Linked DNA regions of Homo sapiens: all the other regions are linked to region 3. A link is a contact called in ENCODE Hi-C or POLR2A ChIA-PET data. All regions are on one chromosome and are shown on one strand. The core of a region is the stretch at or near the end of the contact, and the rest is flanking DNA. Distances in the headings are between cores, read along the strand shown.

What was found. A loop is a pair of places that touch in the nucleus more often than their neighbours do. ChIA-PET counts read pairs that join two places held with the same protein, here RNA polymerase II (POLR2A). Pooled maps may share reads with other maps.
Region 1: a loop to region 3 is called in a map of mammary epithelial cell, with 6 times the contacts of the local background. The contact joins the enhancer-like site here to the promoter of METTL2A in region 3. A Hi-C loop is called at or near these places in 2 of 168 maps with a recorded cell type or tissue (HCT116 and mammary epithelial cell), 1 of 37 single-sample maps with no recorded cell type and 9 of 50 pooled maps. POLR2A ChIA-PET finds 5 or more read pairs at or near these places in 3 of 52 experiments (PC-3, PC-9 and SK-N-SH).
Region 2: a pooled map shows a loop between it and region 3 (5-fold over the local background). The contact joins the promoter of MRC2 here to the promoter of METTL2A in region 3. A Hi-C loop is called at or near these places in 5 of 37 single-sample maps with no recorded cell type and 6 of 50 pooled maps. POLR2A ChIA-PET finds 5 or more read pairs at or near these places in 3 of 52 experiments (WTC11 and activated CD4-positive, alpha-beta T cell).
Region 4: a loop to region 3 is called in a map of chondrocyte, with 5 times the contacts of the local background. The contact joins the enhancer-like site here to the promoter of METTL2A in region 3. A Hi-C loop is called at or near these places in 1 of 168 maps with a recorded cell type or tissue (chondrocyte), 10 of 37 single-sample maps with no recorded cell type and 11 of 50 pooled maps.

The regions. Positions count from the first base shown.
Region 1 is chr17:62,597,109-62,601,821 of GRCh38, forward strand. It overlaps TLK2 (tousled like kinase 2), which reads left to right. Exons shown (of 22, transcript NM_006852.6): 18 at 3,543-3,712. Among named protein-coding and RNA genes, the nearest start is that of MRC2, 28 kb to the right of the region's middle. Within about 2 kb of position 3,108, at least 2 of the 41 ENCODE cell types and tissues checked have a DNase peak (open chromatin) inside an H3K27ac peak, as active enhancers do.
Region 2 is chr17:62,625,742-62,630,531 of GRCh38, forward strand. MRC2 (mannose receptor C-type 2) reads left to right here and starts at 1,929. Exons shown (of 30, transcript NM_006039.5): 1 at 1,929-2,179. The coding sequence starts at 2,062. LOC107985020 (a long non-coding RNA gene) reads right to left here and starts at 2,309. Exons shown (of 2, transcript XR_001752961.3): 1 at 2,104-2,309; 2 at 696-1,268. RefSeq lists enhancers at 1-154, 155-655 and silencers at 1,849-2,288, 2,489-2,558.
Region 3 is chr17:62,420,929-62,425,789 of GRCh38, forward strand. METTL2A (methyltransferase 2A, tRNA N3-cytidine) reads left to right here and starts at 2,969. Exons shown (of 9, transcript NM_181725.4): 1 at 2,969-3,084; 2 at 3,291-3,382. The coding sequence starts at 2,975. RefSeq lists enhancers at 2,702-3,232, 2,984-3,353.
Region 4 is chr17:62,649,118-62,654,509 of GRCh38, forward strand. The region is part of intron 1 of MRC2 (mannose receptor C-type 2); the gene reads left to right. Among named protein-coding and RNA genes, the nearest start is that of MRC2, 24 kb to the left of the region's middle. RefSeq lists enhancers at 2,736-3,447, 3,448-4,158, 4,871-5,392. Within about 2 kb of position 3,839, at least 27 of the 41 ENCODE cell types and tissues checked have a DNase peak (open chromatin) inside an H3K27ac peak, as active enhancers do.

The DNA.
Region 1 (4,713 bases), core at 1,858-4,357, 180 kb after region 3:
TTTAGAATTTTTTCACCATCTCAAACCCCATCATACCTTTTACTACTATTCATCTATTCCACCATTCCATCCCTCTGCCCTAGCCCTAATCTGTCTGTTTTATCTTTATAGATTTCCTATTCTGGACCCTCATATGCATGGAATCATATAGTATGTGGACTTTTATTACTGGCTTCTTTCACTTACCATGGTGTTGTCAAATTTCATCCTTGTAGCCTGTGTCAGTACTTCATTCCTTTTTATGGCAAAATAATATTCCATTGTGTGGATATACCACATTTTGCTTATAACGGTTTGATAACCAGCTCACAAAATTCTTGAAAATTTAAGTCAGCTCTTGGAAACTGGCATGAGTTGGTGCCAGCATGCCACTGACGTGCACTAGTGAGTGTAGACTGTTCAAGAGAGTTTCTGCTCACCCCAGAGACTCTTATGAACATTGACAGACCTTTTTAAAAAGTACTGGCCGTGTGATTTTATCCTAGACTGAGATAAGAAATGTGGCACTAATGAAGACAAGGCTCAGTGCTACATGTTGAAATACAGGCTCATAGGCTTATAGGATGTTAGAATAGGAAGGGATCTCAGAGTCCAGCCTTTTCATTTTATAGGTGGATTTTGAGGACCAGAGAAGTTAAATAACTTGTCTGAGATAGTTATTAATTGTGGGCATTGCTATATTTTGTTACTTGGTATAGGTAACCTCCCGTGCCTCTGGGTTTATCCAGCAGTTTAGCTGGATATATCTCAGCATTTGGAAATGTTTCTCTGTAGAAGTCTGAACTGAATCAGAATATACCCTAGGTCTAGACTTCAGGTTCCCTCAGCCTCCCAGGGTAATTCTAGGAGTTTTGGTCTGTTCTAGCCAACAGTCTCAGATATGGCTGTGCAGACAGCTGCCTTACATTTAGAAATAACCCCAAAGAGGACTATAATTCCCTTTGGAAACATGACCTGGGCCATTCTCTCAGGGATTTCTTCTCATTTGGGTAGCCCTGGCACTGAGCTTAGCCATGTGTGTTTCACGTGGAGTGGAATTTTTTTAAAAAGATCTAGTTAGAAGGCAGGATTGGGAAACAAGGGGCGGGGCATGACATTACTGTTTTGCCTTGAGCAAATTTCTTGAATACTAGGTAGACCCCCCTCTCTGAACTATTAAGTTCAAGAACTATTTCAAAGTTAAATATCAGGCTCAAATTATCTGCTGTTTTGAATTGTATACACACTTTTAACTAATGTGAGAAATTGAGTTGGTTCTATACTATTCTTGAGTTGATTACTTTGTTCTTCCTATTGTATGTATGATGAATTTTCACCAAAAATAAGTCAGACCATGATTTTTAGAACATCTTCTGAGAATTGTTTGGGTATTAAAAGTGAGGCTTTATTTTCTTTTCTTTCTTTTGTTTTGGTTGTTTTCCTTTTTTTTTTCCTGAGATGGAGTCTCACTCTGTTGCCCAGGCTGGAGTTCAGTGGTGCGATCTTGGCTCACTGCAACCTCCACCTCCCAGGTTCAAGCGATTCTCCTACCTCAGCCTCCCATGTAGCTAGGATTACAGATGCACGCCACCATGCCTGGCTAATTTTTGTATTTTTAGTAGAGACAGGGTTTCACCGTGCTGGGCAGGCTGGTCTTGAACTCTTGACCTTGTGATCCGCCCGCCTGGGCCTCCCAAAGTCCTGGGATTACAGGCTTGAGCCACCGCGCCTGGCTGAAAGTGAGGCTTTATTTTCAACTTGCATTTGGGTGAAAGAATCATTCCATTGAGCATGAGTCTATATTTCAGATTTCAGAATCTCAGATCAGAGGAATCTATAAATTTCAGACATTTCTTTTTTTAATTTTATTTTATTTGAGATGGAGTCTTGCTCTGTTGCCCAGGCAGTAGTGCAGTGGCATGATCTTGGCTCACTGCAACCTCCACCTCATGGGTTCAAGCAATTCTCCTGCCTCAGCCTCCCAAGTAGCTGGGATTACAGGCATGCGCCACCATACCTGGCCAATTTTTTGTATTTTTAGTAGAGACAGAGTTTCACTATGTTGGCCAGGCTGGTCTCAAACTCCTGGCCTCAAGTGATCCACCCATCTCTGCCTCCCAAATTGCTGGGATTACAGCAGACATTTGTTTTCAAATAGGGTGTTAGCATGCCCTGCCATGTTTCTTAAGATACATAAGATATTGTTCAGTTTGTGGTGTCCACAGGACCATGTGTGTCCATGTTCAATTGCAGTGCTTTATGAAGGCCTCAAATTGCTCAGTGGCCCATAGCGCTAGACCTGAGTCTGTTTGCTCTCAGTTCTGTTCCTCGCCCTTTCGCTGCTCTGTATCTTTGGGGGGTTAGCCCGTGTAGGCTGTGTTTATCAGGCCCATGTGTCCATTGGTGTTCTGTTGGTTTCAGCCAATGGGAAGGCAGAAATGGGAGGGGGTCTCCACCTCCTCTCCCTCCCCGCAATTCTAGTTTCCCCTGATGACCCTGGGTTCTGGTTTCACCATCTCCTCCCTTCTGGCCTGCTTGCCTGAGGGTGCTAATGGCTTCCTGCTGTAGATGATCTCTAGGGTGCCTCACTGACCAGTTTGTCTTCTCAGCTCTTCCATCATCTGTATGATCAGTTCCCTGAATTAAAGTCTCTCTGTTTTAAATGTTCAGGTGGTTTTTTTTTCCAGGCTAAACTGACTGATACACCCACATTGTCACAACTTAGAAAACTTCAAAACGTATTCATCCCTCAGGAATATTCAAACAGTTCAGGACACCTTACTTCAGAGTATAATGCCTTGGAAGATAGACACGTGACCTGTGATGCCACCAATGGCATATGGTTTTATGTATGGGTCTGTATGACATATTGACATAAGGGAAGGAAAGAGAACCCACATACTTTTGTTAGAACCATAGATACTATACTTTACAAGCTCTTTTACACCTTGTGTTTAAGAGAAATTGTAGTGCAGTATTGTGCCAAGCTGTCAGAAGACGTAGTATGCAGTCAGTTTTTGGGACGTGGGCAAACTCTAGATTCTTACTCATTGCCAGCACTCAGGGTTATATAAAATGTTTGCAGTGCGAATTGTGTACCTAGCCAAAATTGCGCCACTGCACTCCAGCCTAGGCAGCAGAGTGAGACGGAGTCTCAAAAAAAAAAAGAGAGAATTGTGTACTTGATCACATTCTGGTTGTTTAGACGTGGATGTGTGGCATGGGTGTGTAAAGGAGCCCCTTCCAAGAAGATACCTAGCTTAAATACATTATAGTTCTTATCAGTATTCTTATAGTCTAGACTCAAGAAGAGGTCTGCCATGGGTGAACTTGAGCACAACAGATTCCAACATTGAGGGTGTGGAAACTCTTCAAGAGAATAAGCAGTTTCTTACCAGAAACCCCTCAGCTAATACTGAATAAACAATTGAAGAGTATTTTAAGGAACAAAGAAGAAAGGAGTGAGAAGCTGATGACCTGAAGTTTTCACATGGGACTAATTTAGGTAGTGTTAATCTGCTTGCTCTTATTCCATGGTTAAATATTGGTTTATTTGTCTTTAGGTTTTGTACAGTATTAGAATACTGTGAGGGAAATGATCTGGACTTCTACCTGAAACAGCACAAATTAATGTCGGAGAAAGAGGCCCGGTCCATTATCATGCAGATTGTGAATGCTTTAAAGTACTTAAATGAAATAAAACCTCCCATCATACACTATGACCTCAAACCAGGTATGTCTAACTTTTAGGAGACAGTATTAGTGGGTTTTCTTTGGTCTTATAAGTGACTTTTAATTTGATAAAGTTAGAGAATTTCACAGCAGCCAAGAAAGGCTAATAACATCTGACTTTTGATTGCCTGGGTAGGTGTGGGAAAAAAGAGTCCTGGCCAAGCAGCACTGGGTTTAGGAGGGCGTGTTGGATTAAATACTCTGGAGAAACAATACCTTTATCTTTGGAGCCAGGGCAGTTCATGATGTAAGTCTCATTAAGAAAGAACTGTTGCAGCAAGTTCAGTTTTGTTTTTTTCCCATGACTCCTACTACATAACAGTCCCTCTGCTTCAGGTCTCTTTGATAAGAGCCCCCAAATTAATAACTTATTTTTACTTATATGCCTCCCATTTCAATAAATTTCAAGCAGAATTTTTCATCTTTTTGTATGGTTATTATCTAGCTTTGATGTTCATCAGCAAAGAGTACAGGGCAGCTAGAGTCCTTACCTCTATTTTTTATTGTTATCTTCAGCTGTGTTTTAGAAATCTGCATAGTTCTATAGACAACTCTAACAGCTTAGCTTGGGCATTAGGAAGATGGTCCACATTTACCTTCTGGTGTTGCAAAATTGTAAACTTTGCTTTACTCTTCTGGTAGGTGCATATTGCGTCTCATTGACTATTCTCTAATGTTCTAATACAATTCAGATGACTAAAACATTAATTATGATGAAGAAATTTTTTAAAAGATGGCTATTTTGTGAATGAATTTTCCATAACTGAATTCAACACTTTCCTGCAATGGGAGCTGTAGGCGGTGCTGTGGTGCTAGCTTTGGTTTCCTTACATGGTTTCTTTGATTCCTCCCCCACACCCCAAGTGCTGTTCTAAACAGGGTAGTTTAGAGATCCTCACTGAAAGTTCAGATGAAAGTTTCCCATCAGTTTTGACCAAGTGAACAAGGGTATTTTACTTTGGCCAGTTATTTTTATTTCCAGAGCTCATCATAGTGGTGGTT
Region 2 (4,790 bases), core at 679-3,178, 200 kb after region 3:
GGTGGGCTCTCTGGCCTCATGCTCTGCGCTGGTGATGTCAAGGGGTGGGCTTCTGTCCTGCCACTGATAGTAGGAGGGAAGGCCAGCAGGAAACGCCGAAACCTACTCAAGCTGCTGGAGAAGGGGGAATCCAGCCCTGTTTCAGGGGAAGGAGTATCCTGTGTTCTGAGAGCGAGAGAGCAGCTTAGCCGGCAAATCCTTAAATCCTTCAGAGATTACAGGATTGTGCAAGAGGGAAGGCCAAGAGGGGGACCTCTGAGGCAGCTCCAGCATGGCCTGTTGTGTGCAGAGGACTGAGATCCCAGAACATGCCACACCAAGAAGACATGTCCCAAGGGGCAGTGGAGCCACAGCCACCAGAAGGGACCTGGCCCTGTCGGACCTGCTGAAGCTAGCCGTGGAGTGCAGGGGCTTTGTTGGTCTGGCTGCTAACCAAAGGGTGGCTAATGGGACCCTTTCCAGGGGCCTCTAGGGGATTTCAGTGGGGGCTTGCTTCGAGGCTCTATTACCACTGGACTGTTTACCAAGAGCCTCAGCCTGACAGAGATGGGAAGAGACGAGTGAGCATTTCTGACCCAACACCCCCACTGCAGAGTTGGGGAAACATTTACCCAAGATAGGAGGAATAAAAAGGAAAAAAATTGAATTTATTTCCAAAAAACATACCAAGGTGGACAAGATAGGAAACAATACAATTTATATTACAGTTTTATTATTATTTAAAAATTTTATATTAACAAAATGAGATGGGATCTGCCTATGTTGCCCAGGCTGGTCTTCAACTCCTGGGCTCAATCTCCTCGGCCTCCGAAAGTGTGATTACAGGCGTGAGCCACCGCACCCGGCCCATATTACAGTTTCATAGTGTTTTTGATTACTCGTGGTAGGAGAAATGTGTCTTCTTTGCACTTGGGGTCTCAACGTCTCAGTCCTGCCCTATGCCCCGAGACCCCAAGAGGCTTTCCCAAGGTCAGGCAGGGAATCCGCAGAGAGGCAGGGCTGGACTCCAGCATCCTGACTCCCCAGTTCGTGCTCTGTGCTGCAGAGACCTGTTGCGTAACACTGAGTAACTGTGGATTGTCTAACCTTTTATGAAATTTCCAGCTGGTCTTTTGCTACCGGCCAGCAGTCCAGTTGGTGGGAGTGATGATGCCGGTCTTCTGAGACGTCCAGTGGACAGATTTTCCCCAGGTTTCTGGATGCAGCCCCAACAAGCAAAAGTGCTACACTCCTGCACCGGGAACACTGACACAGGGGTCACGAAAATGCTAAAACAAGACGTGCAAGAATTGTTGCGCTCCGCACACGTAACAAGGGCTCTGCCTCCCCCTCCCCCAATCTTCGCCCTGGTGGCCAGGCCCTGGGCTCCGCCCCTTCCCCACCAGACCGGGGGAGGGGTCCTCCTCGGCATGGAGGTAGGGGATGCTAGGCTGCTGGAGACGCCCGCAGAAAGAGGCGGGATGGCGGGGCGGATGCTGGCGGCCCGGGTCTGGCCACCTGGGTCAGCTGCACGCCCCCGCCCCGGGCTGGCCGGACCTCGTAGCCCAGGTCCCACCACGCCGTGAAGTTTGCGGAAAGTTTTGCAGTTGCTTCCCCGCCCGCGCCAGCGGGGGAGTTGTGACGCAGCGTCTGGGGATCCTGGCCGGGACAGAAGAGAGGGAAGGCGAGGCGGGGAGAGACTGGGAAACAGAGCAGCAAGAGAAAGGGCGCACGCTGGGGTCCTCCTGGACCCGGCGTGTCCTCCTCTCCGCCACCCCTTTCTCTCCCTCCCGACGCTCTAGCCCCAGACCCGCGCCTCCTCCCCTTCCCCTCCCACGCTGCCCACTTCCCTTCCCCTCTACCCCTCGAACCCTCCTCCCCGGTTCTGCGCTCCTCCCTCCGCCCTCCCTCCGCCCGGGCTGCCTCCTCCCTCCTCCTCCCCGGGAGGCATCACTTCGTCCCGACCCGGAGGAGGACGCGAGCCCCTTGCGGGCGGTCATCACAGCCCAGCCTCGGGGCTGCCACAGCGCGTTGCGCCTGTGCGCCCTCGGTCCCCGCGTCCACTGAGCGCCGCGCTCGGGGATGGGGCCCGGCCGGCCGGCCCCCGCGCCCTGGCCTCGTCACCTGCTGCGCTGCGTCCTGCTCCTCGGGTGCCTGCACCTCGGCCGTCCCGGCGCCCCTGGGGACGCCGCCCTCCCGGGTAAGGCGCTGCCAACTTGGCCAACTTCAGGGCCCGGGCGGGGGGAGCGCCGAGGCGCGGGCCGCTCTCGACTTTTCCCTCCTTTTCCCCCCTCTTTTCTCCAGAAGCGTGTGTGCGTGTGTGTGTGACTGGGTTTTTAAAACTCGTCTCCGCTTTTCTGAAAGCGGGGGAGGAGAGGGGAGGAGGAGCGCGCCTAGAGGTGGGGGAGGACCTGAGTGGAACCAGATGTGGCGGGCGGCGGGGGAGGGGAGCCCGGGGGACTCCAGCAGCCTAGGAGGAAGCGGGTGGGCTCTTGAGGACCCCCGCGCACCGCGCTCCCGGACCACCCGGCGCCGGCCCGTCCTCGGCAGGGGACCTGCAGGGCGCGCCCGGGGAGCCAGGGCTCTCTGTCCGGGAGTTCCCGGGCCCAGTCTCCTCGCTCTGCCCCAGGACTGATGCGTTAGGACGGCTTTCCAACTATCCGCGAGGGTTCGTTTCCCCCACCTTCCCCCCGCCCCCTGCATCTCGTGGGCGTTGATATTTTCTTTTCCACACTTAGTCTTCAAGGAGGCTTGTGGCGCGCGGCATCCGCCCCGCGTGAGCTCGGCAGCCCTGTGAGGAGGCTCCTGCCACTGGGACGCAGCAACAGGCTGGGCGCCGCCGTGCTGTGATGTTGCGTAGCGTGGGCAGCTCTGGGCACACTAGTGGCCCTCCAGAGGGGACAGACCTTGAGCGGCAAAAGAGCTGCTAAAGATTTTAAAACCCAACGAACAGGAAACAAAACAAAAATCAGAAAACCCCAAAACTGTGCCATTCTCTTCCTGCTCCTTATTCAGGGGTAACAGTGAAGTGTGGGGACAGACAGATCCCTCGCCAAGAATCTAAGAGTTGAAAGGAAAGATCCACTTCCTGGGGGAGTGGGGGTGGGGGTGTCTGGAGTGACCGGGGGAATCGCCCGGCCCAGCTTGGTCCTGCTGGCTGTTTAATTGGGGGATGGGGACAGTCCGTGCAGTGTCTGCAGTTTTGTGCAAGGACCAGACAGCCCCCTGGAGAGTCTGGGGCCTCCAGCCTGGCCCGTGCTTGCTGGGTTGGCCTGGCGTGACGTAGGCACAAGACACATATCTGCCAGATGGGAAAGGTGGGGGCCACGGTGACCCACATTCACACCAACCGGAGACCCCCGGGGCAATTCTGGGCCCACCTGGCATTGAATGTGGGACAGACACAAACCAGGCCGGGTAACCCCCTAACCCACTGCAGGGCGGCCTCACAGGCAGTTCCCCTACCTCCTCGCACTCCTGCCTTCCTCTGCTCCTCTGCGCAGGGCCTCAGGAGGCAGGCGGTGGGAAGGGGTGGGGAGGATGGCCATTCCCAGAGCTCCAGAGCACACTTTAAAGCCAGGCCCTGGGAGAGAGTTGTGGCCAGAGTGCTGACTCGGCCTTTCCCCCTGGAGCTTTTCATAGAGGGGGCTGGAAGTGCCTGGTGAGAGGCCCGGTCAGGGAGGACAAGGACGCCTGGAGTGTCCCTCCTCCTCCTGGTCTCTGTGCCTGGCCCTCCCTGGGGCTGTGTCCAGGGATGAATAGCCTCAGAGGGTCCCCTTCCCGTTGGCACTGCATTGACCACACCCTGAGGAGGCTTGGATCTGGGTGGCAGGCAGTGTGAGGTCTTCCAGCAGCAGCTGAGCAGGAGGAGGATGGAGCTGCTGCAGGTTCCTTCCCTCGGAACCGTGCCCTCTGCACAGAGTGCGCTTGCCCCTGCCCTGCCAAATTCCACTGGGCCCTACCCTGGGAAGCCTGTTCAGAGCCTCTGGGCCGAATTCCTTGCCCGAAGAGCTGGCAGCCCCTAGTACCTGGTGAATTACGTTGTTGTTGGGAGGAATTCACCAGCACCAGAGACCAAATAGCCCAGGAAATGCATGTGGGAGGTAGGGTGTGGCAGGCCAGTGCTGCTGGGGGCGAGGCTTATGCCAGGCAGGGCAGGGGCTGCGTGTGGGCAGTTTCCTGACCACCATGGGGGAGCCCTGTGTGCCCAGAGCACGGGGCAGGGGCAGCGAGGCGGCAGTGCCTTCTTGGTGCGTGATGGTGGAATCCATCTTTTCTCCACCTTGGTGGAGTGGCCCGCGGAGACTGTCACTGGAAGGAGTCCTCTTTGTTAGTTGCCATATTACCGCATTTCTGGAGCATGCAGTTTGCTCAGCCTTGAGCCAAGTTCTTGGGGAGGAGGGAAGGTAGAGAAGAGTGTAAGATGCATCCTCTGGAAAAAGAAAATCGTGTGGGAGAATGAAACGTGGAACAGTGAACTGCGTAGGGGGCAGAATGCCATTGGTGGGATGCCTGCCTGCCCAGACCCACGCTCAACCCTTCATGTGCAAGTTCCCATTTCATTTTGATAACAACCCAAGGAGATGGTTATTGTTGGACCATTTTTGCAGTTCAGGAAATGAAGGCTAAGAGGGGTCTGATCATTTACATTGGTCACACCCCTAGTAAGTGAAAGGCTGGAGTGTGGATGCTTCCCGTCTGGAGATTGGAGGCAGGAGAGACCGTATGGGCCAAAGGGTGGCCAAGGCTGTCTGGAGAGAGGCAGGAAGGGGCCACCAGGCTGGGCTCTTCTGGGGATGATGTGGAAGCTT
Region 3 (4,861 bases), core at 1,719-4,218:
CCAGGAGTTCGAGGCCAGCCTGGGCATCATGGCAAAACACTGTCTCCACAAAAAATGCAAAAATTATTGGGGTATGGTGGCACAAACCTCTAGTCCCAGCTTCTCTGTTGGCTGATGTGGGAGAATCACTTGAGCCTGGGAGGCAGAGGTTGCAGTGAGCTGTGATCGTGCCACTGTACTCCAGCCTGCGTGACAGAGTGATGCCCTATCTCAAAGAAAAAAAGGAGAAGAAAGGCCGGGTGCGGTGGCTAACGCCTGTAATCCCAGCACTTTGGGAGGCTGAGGCAGACGGATCATTTGAGGTCAGGAGTTCAATATCAGCCTGGCCAACATTGTGAAACCCGTCTCTACTAAAATGCAAAAATTAGCTGGGTGTGGTGGCGATGGCCTGTAATCTCAGCTACTCAGGAGGCTGAAGCAGGAGACTGGCTTGAGCCCGGGAGGTGGAGCTTGCAGTGAACCGAGATCATGCCACTGCACTCCAGCCTGGGCGACAGAGCTTCGTCTCAAAAAAAAAACAAAAAACAAAAAAACACAATTAACTACCCTTGTCCTTGGCTAACAACCTAAAGCAATAATCCAGAATGAGAGTTTTTAACCTTTACAAGCGTTAAACCCATGCCACCCACTGAGCTAGAAGAGTTCTCCTTACTTACCACCAGAGGGACCCTTAGTTCCTCTGAAACGTGGCGTTTCTGAAGCTACAATCCAGTATAAAGTCTGACACCAGAGAACTCACAGCCATGTCAAACTTATGAAAAATTATTTTAGGTGCTTCGAAAAATAGGTTTTACAGGCCAATCAAATATAATTGTATAAAATTAAGTTTAGGCCAGGGGCGGTGGCTCACTCCTGTAATCCCAGCACTTTGGGAGGCCGAGGTGGGTGGATCATGAGGTCAGGAGATCGAGACCATCCTGGCTAACACGGTGAAACCCTGTCTCTACTAAAAACACAAAAAATTAGCCGGGCATGGTGGCGGGCGCCTGTAGTCCCAGCTACTCGGGAGGCTGAGGCAGGAGAATGGCGTGAACCCGTGAAATAGGGAGCTTGCAGTGAGCCGAGATCACGCCACTACACTCCAGCCTGGTAGACAGTGCGAGACTCCGTCTCAAAAATAAATAAATAAAAATAAAAAATAAAGTTAAGTTTAGGATACTTTAGCACATTTCACAGAAAAAAGGCCAAAGCTGTTTGACATTTAAAATGTCTCCACTGGAACTAATATAGTAAATTAGAGTGAAGACAATGAGCTGTCTGCAAGAAAATATGCAGTGGGACTGTTGATTGGGAACACTAACAGCTTTTAGTGAGGGGAGAATAAAAGCCCATAGATGAGAAAACAAGATGCCAGAAATAAATGTAAATCAACCACCATATCTGCAAACAGCTGGCCTTGAGAAAAGATAAAAATTCCTTGTACTTGTTTCTGGGTATGGAGCTTGTGTTCAAAATGTTTCCGAAGACCACAAGAATGGCAAAAGCATATTGTCTTCAAATGAAGTACAACTTATTTACTATTTTTTTTATTAACTTGTGTATTTTTCTTCCTGATTAGAGAGGCTTAGAGCTTGTTCCCATTTCTTTGGAGGAAAAAGTATAGAATCATTCATTGCTCCCCGTAGTTTTACCTACAGAAAGAATTTACAATGGAATAAACAATTACTGGCTGGGCGCGGTGGCTCACGCCTGTAATCCCAACACTTTGGGAGACCGAGGCGGGCAGATCATTTGAGGTCAGGAGTTTGGGACCAGCCCAGGCAACATGGTGAAACCCCATCTCTACTAAAAATACAAAAATTAGCTGAGTGTGGTAGCGCGCACCTGTAATCCCGGCTACTCAGGAGGCTGAGGCAGGAGAACCACCTGAGCCCAGAACATGGAGGTTATAACGAGCTGAGATCCGGCTACTGCACTCTAGCCTGGGAAACAGAGCAAGACTCCGTCTCAAAAAAAAAAAAAAGTACTAATTACCCATGTGCTATGTCTAGCACTGCACTAACCCTTTCCTTTTTTAAAAAAATTCATCTTTCCCTTTATTCTGACATTATGACATTAAATAAAGTCCAAGAGGTATTGGGCTGGTCCTTGTTTGGTCTCTGCCCTTTCCTTCTTTTCCAAGTGGTATTCATCATGCTTCTCTTGGAAGTCTTCTCAAATAACCTTATGTCTATAACATACTTTCTTCTAGATTCTTTTGAGAGTCTATTTGTGTTAGATCTAGAAATAGAAATGTAAGGCTGAAATGTATTACTATGACAAACTGTTTGTATGTGTGTATTACAATCTTAATTGTGCTAATAAGGATAATTATAATAAATATGCATGATTCAAAAAGGTTAGATGGTTATAATTTAAAAAAAAATTGTCCTTGGATATTCCATTTGATTTGCTAAGCCTCGTGTTCTCTAATTTCATATCTCCATCTCCCCCTACCCCAACCAAAATATATATACACACTGTGTATACATATACACCCACACTATTAAGAGCTGAATATAGAAGCTGGAAATTGCCCTGTTTCTTCCCGCTGCTTGCTACCTTCTTCAGTTCTGGACATCGGCTCCGCAGTGGAACTAGGTAGCCTCAACTCTTATAATGATTCAAGATTTTTCCTGTTTTATAACTTGAGGGAAGCTGGGGAACCTGTTAAGAGGATCCCAGCATTGAACTGGGTCTCAAGTGGAATGTCTCCCACTTTCTGCCTAACCTGCACGTCCATCAGCACCTCATCAATGAGAAACGACTCCTCCGGGGAGAATTTCCCCCTGCCTGGTCCCCTCTCCTAGAGAGCCCTTCGCCAACCCTGGGACAGCCCCAAACGACAGCTCCCGAGCGCCACCCGGACCAGACTCCAGTGCCGCCCTGTCCCGCCACCCTTTTTCCCGCCCAGACTCCGCGTCTTCTGAAAGAGGGCGTGGTCCGCAGGAAGTTCTCACGTTACGGAAAGTAAAGTGTTTCCGGCTCCGGTGTCATGGCCGGCTCCTACCCTGAAGGTGCACCTGCAGTCCTCGCCGATAAGAGGCAGCAGTTCGGAAGCCGGTTCCTGAGAGATCCGGCGCGCGTCTTCCACCACAATGCCTGGTAATCACTCTGCCCCTTCGCCCGGCCTGTCGCTGACCCTCTGTCCCGCCGCCTCGGAGCACTCCGAAAAGCCCCTGACCGCCGGCCACGAGTCAAGCTGCCCTACCCGAGGCACTCTCCAAGGGGAGAGAAACTCCTAGGCCAGCGACTCACCCTGCCCGCAGCCAGGACGTGAGGCCCCTAAGCTGCCCGTTTGATTTTCTCAGGGACAATGTGGAGTGGTCGGAAGAGCAAGCCGCGGCGGCGGAGAGAAAAGTCCAGGAGAACAGTATCCAGCGGGTGTGCCAGGAGAAACAAGGTGCGCTTAAATGGGCTCTCATTGGTATCAACAGCCAGCGTACTGCCGAACGCGCCCTCCCGGAGAGGCCAGGGAACCGCGGCCGCCCAGATCCTTTATTCCTGGCCTGATGCAGATCTCAGGAGTAGAGCGGGACAGGGAGGGGATGAGCAAGGAGAGAAAAGGGCTGCATTGTAACAAAATCTTAAGTCGTAGAGGGTTTTTTTATATATAGTTTTACTTTGGAGGAGGGTAATGTTGTCTTTAATTATGTTTAGTAGATCCACGTTGATATGGCTAGCCAATGACAACTGTGTGGTCACGCGATCATCTTAGAACCTGTACTTTTTACTTGATTTGCATTTTCCATGAGGAGATGTTTTCCATTGAAGCTTCATTGAAGTGATTAGATTCTAAATATTGTTGGGAGGGGGGCTAGTGACTGGTGACTGTGTGTCTATTACTTGTGTGATGGTTATGAGAATTTAGGGCTTTAGTCAAGGAAAGGTGGATGCAGCAGAGTGGAGATAAGTCTGGCCAAAGAAAAGGAGGCCCCTGCTTGAGAGGTGGATGATTTCACTGCAAAATATCCCTAGATAGTAAAACTAGGACTGATTGTTCCAGACAATTGAAGATAGGACTACAAATTTAGTACCCGCTGAAAGAGTTCTGTACAACAAAAAGATTCCAGTTACAAAACATTCACCCTGCATATTTTGACAGCAACTAGATCAAAGCAAGTTAATAGTTGAAAGGGATTTTGAAAATCATGTGGTTCAATATTCTCTTTTTATAGTTAAAGACACTTGGACCACAGGACATTAAGTGCTTTTCCCAGAGGTAAGCAGTCAGTAGTAGCAGTAGTGGAACTAAAATCCTGTTTCTTAGGGAGTCTTGGTTGATTCAGCAGGTGAGTTGTGAGTTGTTAACACACTTCTTAGTGGATTCCAACTTCCATTGTCACTGTCCTGCTCAATTTGTTAGGTTTTTATTCTTTCTACTACACTAGTCAAGGCCCCCTGAATTGGCAAGAGCAGTAAACTGAAATCTGGGACTGTCATGATCACCTTAAAAACAGCCTTCATTTAAACTGTCCATACTTTTTTTTTTTTTTTGGAGATGGAGTCTCGCTCTGTCACCAGGCTGGAGTGCAGTGGCACGATCTCAGCTCGCTGCAATCTCCTCCTCCCTGGTTCAAGCGATTCCCCTGCCTCAGCCTCCCTAGTAGCTGGGACTACAGGTGTGCACCACCACGCCTGGCTAATTTTTTGTATTTTAGTACAGACGGGGTTTCACCGTGCTGGCCAGGATGGTCTCGATCTCCTGACCTCGTGATCCGCCCACCTCAGCCTCCCAAAGTGCTGGGATTACAGGCATGAGCCACTGCACCTGGCTACTTCTAGGATTTTTTAATAGTTAAAAGTCATCTGGCTGGGCGCGATGACTCATGCCTGTAATCCCAGCACTTTGGGAGGCCGAGGCGGGTGGATCACGAGGTCA
Region 4 (5,392 bases), core at 2,589-5,088, 230 kb after region 3:
GGTAGGTCCACATTCTAGAGCTGCCCTCCCAAGCCCTCCACCATGGTGCCTCCTGGAGGTGGGGGCAGGCCCGGCTGATCTGTCGTCACAGAAGTTGGCAGGTGCTCAATCTTTGGCTAGAATTTTAAAGGGAGATCTTGAAGGTTCCCAAGCAAGAAGGATTCTAAATTCACTTGACTTTAAAGAGTGCCATTTGGGCGCAGTGGCTCATGCCTGTAATCCCAGCACTTTGGGAGGCTGAGGCAGATGGATCACTTGAGGTCGGGAGTTCAAGACCAACCTGGCCAACATGGCGAAACCCCGTCTCTACTAAAAATACAAAAATTAGCGAGGCATGGTGGTGGGCGCCTGTAATCCCAGCTACCTGGGTGGCTGAGGCAGGAGAATCCCTTGAACCCAGGAGGTGAAGGCTGCAGTGAGCCAAGATTTCATCACTGCACTCCAGCCTGCGTGACAGAGAGAGACTCTGTCTCAAAAAGAGTGCCGTGCCTTGCTTTTAGAACCAAACAAGTGATCTTTGAATGTTGCCATGTCAGGAGGGCAGGGAATTGCCAATGTGTGGAGCAACAGCTCATTAGGAAACGTGCCTTGATTTCTCAGTCATATTGTGCTGTGCTTCAAATGTGTCTCATGTCTCCTATGCAGCGTGTCACAGTGTCATTTGACATCAATCATGTTGGCAGGGCAGCAGACCCCCCCCGCCCCACCGATACATACATTTTTTGTTTTGTTTTATTTTGAAATAGATACAGCCTTCTTGTCATTCTTTTTTTTTTTTAATTTTTTTTAAAATTTTTTTGAGACAAGAGTGTCGCTCTATTGCTGAGGTTGGAGTGGCACTATCTCGGCTCACTGCAACCTCCGCCTCCAGGGTTCAAGTGATTCTCCTGCCTCAGCCTCCTGAGTAGCTGGGACTACAGGCACCCGCCACCACACCCGGCTAAGTTTTGTATTTTTAGTAGAGACGGTGTCTCACCATGTTGGCCAGGCTGGCCTCGAACTCTTGGCCTCAAGTGATCTGCCTGCCTCTGCCTCCCAAAATGCTGGGATCACAGGCATGAGCCACCATGCTTGGCCGTCATTCTTAATAGACACCAGGATACTGAAAAATGCTTTGCCACTCAGAAAAACAAGGGTACAAGCATGATACTATATGGCCACTCTCATTCCACTTCAGTGTGTGTGTATGGTGGGGGCACAAAAGGGATGGGTGGAGACTGTGGCAAACCGGTGAGCCCACACCCCTCCCAGGTGGGCAGCTGCACCAGCTCTTGTGGCTGGCACCCTGCAGGCATGCTGCCTCGACTGGAAATCTACATTTTTATGTGTAATCTCTCTCACACATCCTGAAGCCAAACACAACTTGCCTGTGGGCTATCATCTAAAATTCGGAGGCTAGCTGGAGTCCGCTCTGGAATAAGTCTGCCTGGCCATCCTTCCCAGCTCTTCCCCTTATTAACTGTGTTATCAAGATGTTAATCTCTCAGTTATTTAATACCTCAGTTTCCTCATCTGTCAAGTGCAGATCAGAATTTTGCCTACATCTGAGGGTTGTTATAAGGATTAATGAAAAGCCTTGGAACCCACTGTCTGGTGCCTGGACGCGCATGGTTAATGCCTGGCATTCTTTGTGTCTCTTTTTACAAGCGCAGGGTGACCACAGGTCCCAGTTTGCCGGGGGCAGGCCTGGTTCATGCTTGTGGTGCTGGTGTAATGATCACTAACTTGCCATTTCATTGTCGGTATTGACGTAAATGATATGATTTGCCTAGAGAAGCAAATACTGGCACAGTGCTGTTTAGGACTCTGATGAGGTTTAGACCTAATAGAAAGGCCATGGTCCAGGTTCCTTGAACATCCCTGGACAAGTCACTTAACCTTTCTGTGTTCAGTTTCCCGTTCTAAACGATTGGCAAGATGAATTCTAAGATCCCTCCATTCACAGTCATTCTGTCATTTGACAAACATCTTTTTTTTTTTTTTTTTAAACGCAGTCTCGCTCTGTCGCCAGGCTGGAGTGCAGTAGTGCGATCTCGGCTCACTGCAACCTCCGCCTCCTGGGTTCAAGCAATTCTTCTGCCTCAGCCTCCCAAGTAGCTGGGACTACAGGCGAACGCCACCACGCCCAGCAAATTTTTGTACTTTTAGTAGAGACAGGGTTTCACCATGTTGGCCAGAATGGTCTCTATCTCTTGACCTCGTGATCCACCCACCTCGGCCTCCCAGAGTGCTGGGATTACAGGCGTGAGCCACTGCGCCCGGCCGACAAACATCTTTCACAAGCTCAGACTCATGCCAGGCAAAGGTCCAGGGCATGGAGAAGCCAGGGGCAGAGCCTGGGTCCTCAGTGGGCACTTGGCCAGTGAAAACCTCCAGTGCAGGTTGTTGGGAATCTCTACCTTTTTTGTCAAGTGTTACTTGAAAGACCATTACCAAGAAATTGAATTGAAAGTTAATTTTTTTCTCCTTCTTTACGGAGACGAGTTTCACTCTGTCCCCCAGGCTAGAGTGCAGTGGTGCGATCTGGGCTCACTGTAACCTCCTCCTCCCGGGTTCAAGCAATTCTCCTGCCTCAGTCTCCTCAGGCATACACCACCACATCTGCCACCATACCCAGCTAATTTTTGTATTTTTATTAGAGATGGAGTTTCACCATGTTGGCCAGGCTGGTCTCAAACTCCTGGCCTTAAGTGATCCACCTGCCTCGGCCTCCCAAAATGCTGGAATTAAAGGCGTGAGCCACCGCGCCCTGCCTGACTGTTAATATTTTAAACCTCAGTTTCTCAGGAACTAATCATTCTGGTTGAATACATTTTGCTACACATTTCTTTTGTTTGTGGGGGGGTATCTAAGTTGTTTTTTTCTTTTAAGTCAGAAAACATAAATTTTCACTATGGAAAATTGTAAATTACAGAAAGGCCCAAAGATTTTCTTCATTTCTGCTGACTCTTCAATGAACCAGAGGGGCACGTGTAATATTTCCGCTTTCGGTTACTCCCCACCCCACACACCTTGTAGACACTTTGTCAAAACTACATTTTAAAAAAATGCTTTCCCCCAAATTCGTATGGATGTCTCCTAATAAAGTCACGCAGTCACTCACTGGTTCGTCCTCAATCAACCAGGCGTGGAGTCCTAACCTGTCCATGATTTTAAGAAAGGGCAGGCGCACAACACCCCCGCACGGAGAAATGAACAGGTGTGGCTCGGCAGAGGCCTTCCGCACCTGCGTTATGGAGTGGTGGCCGCTGTCGGCGATGGGGTCCCCGCGAGGGCACAAGTGATCGCGTGGCCACGGCGAGGCTCTGCCTCCGCCCCCGCGCTCCGGGTCCCATTCCCGAATTCTGCCCTCAGCGGCCTGGTCAATGAGGTTGGATCGTTGGCCCAGAAAGCCACTTCCTGCCGCGACTGGAGCCAGCCGTCGTTGTGAAAATTCCCCCCACGGGGAAGGAAGTGGCTCTTGGGCTGTTTATTTTGGCTGCGGGCTAGCAGACGGCGCCAGGGGCAGCGGCCACGCAGACCGGGCATTTGTCTAGCTGGGCGGGAGGCGGCGGAGCGGGAAGTGCCACAGATTGAGGGGCGCACGGCGGTGGAGGGAGGGGCGCCCAGTGGAGAGGGGGCTCACGGTGACAGAGGAAGTGGCGCCGCTTGGGGGGGTGCACGATGGCAGGGGGAGGGGTGCTCGGTGGAGGGAGGGGCACACGGTGGCGGGGGGAGGGGCGTGCCGCAGATTGAGGGCGAACGGTGGCTTGGGGAGGGGCGCTCCTTGGAGTTGGGGGCGCACGATGGCGGGGGCAGGGGTGCCCCTTGGGAGCAGAAGCAGAGAAGACTCGGAACTCCAAGAGCAGGTGGATCTGGGAGCCCCAGATCCTGGGCACTGGGTTGGGGGAGAAAGGGGTCAAGGTGTGCCCGCCCCCGGGATGCTCGGACTCTGGGGATCCAGGCCTGGTGACCCCCGGTGAGGAAGAGCCAGTGGGAGGAAAGGGCCGGGCGCTGCCCGGAGCAGAGGCTGGAGGCGAGAGCGATTGCTGCTTGCTGTAGCGCGGCCGCTCTCCAGTTCCTCCGGCAAGGGGGGCCTGGGGGAGGACTGGCCGAAAATACTGTGATGCTTTGGTCTAAGACAAAAGCCAGCAGGGGATGAGATCAAACACCATGACACTGCGAAGGGGAAGGCCAGCGCGGGTGAGGATTTGCCTTCCCAGAGAACCCCAGGGGCGGGGCTAGCTTCCACTCAGCCCGCATTACCCCCACCCCCGCCCCCACCCCCGGGGCGGGGTCTGGAGGATCAGCAAAACCGCGGGAAAGGTGACAGTCGCCTTCCCCACCACCGCCTGCATTTAGTAGGTGGAGGGACAGTCCCACCTCTCCACCCATTCCCTGCCAGAGTGTGATTTAATGTCTTCCTAGAACACAGGATATCACAGTCTGCAGCACAGAGATTTGAAGTGGGGAGAAAAGCATCTCTGGAAATGACTGGTGGGGGAAGCCCGCCACTGCTCTACAAAGGGTGGCCTGTGACAGCAACAGCGCAACACTGGGACTGTGTGTGTAGGTTTTAGGCACAAGCACTTTAAGCTGTGGGAGGAAAGCAGTTTGGCCTGGCTGGGATGGAGGGGCTGTTGGGGAGGAGGGAGGAGGGTGTGAAAAGGGGAAGGTGGCCGGTAGAGGGAAACCCACCATGGTTCAGGATGTCGGTGGGGATGTTGCACAGTTGGGCGGGGTATTGGGCTTCGATATCATGTAACCCCCGTCCTCCATGGAAGCAATGCCCCCCTCGTCCAGCCCAGGATCTAATGTGCATGCATGTACGTGGACACAGTCTCTAGCCAGGGGTGGTGCAGGGTGGGGTGCTGGGTCCCCAGGGTTGGCCTCTTAGCAGGGTGGGGCTGGCAGCTTCTGCTGACTCAAGGACATTTCCAGGCCTGGCCTGGAGGTTAAGCAGCTCATTGAAAACAGCTGCTCCTCTTGGCTGGCGGCCCTTTCAGGCGGCCTCTGGCTCTCCCTGGGATGACCCCTCGCCTCTGCGTGGCCTGGGGAGGGGCAGTGAAGGGAGAGAGGCTCAGAGGCTGGAGGCCACCCTGCCATGCCCTCAGGGATGGAACTGAGTCCCCTCCAGGGCTGGCCAGCTGTCCTCCAGCCCCCAGCTTTCCAGGAGCTAAGCCAGGTGGTCGCTGGGCCCTGCGTTCCTGCCTGCAGCCTTTGCTCCTGCGGTTGGGCAGCTTGGACCGCCTTCCTTGTCCTTGGAATGCCTTCCTTGTCCTTGTCTCTGCTTGTGCCTTTCAGGGTTTTATGTGACATGCCTCTCATTCAACACATATTTGTTGAGAGTCCGCTGCATGCCAGGCACCATGCTAGAATTAACTTCTCATCTGCCTCCTTCATCTGTGATGTC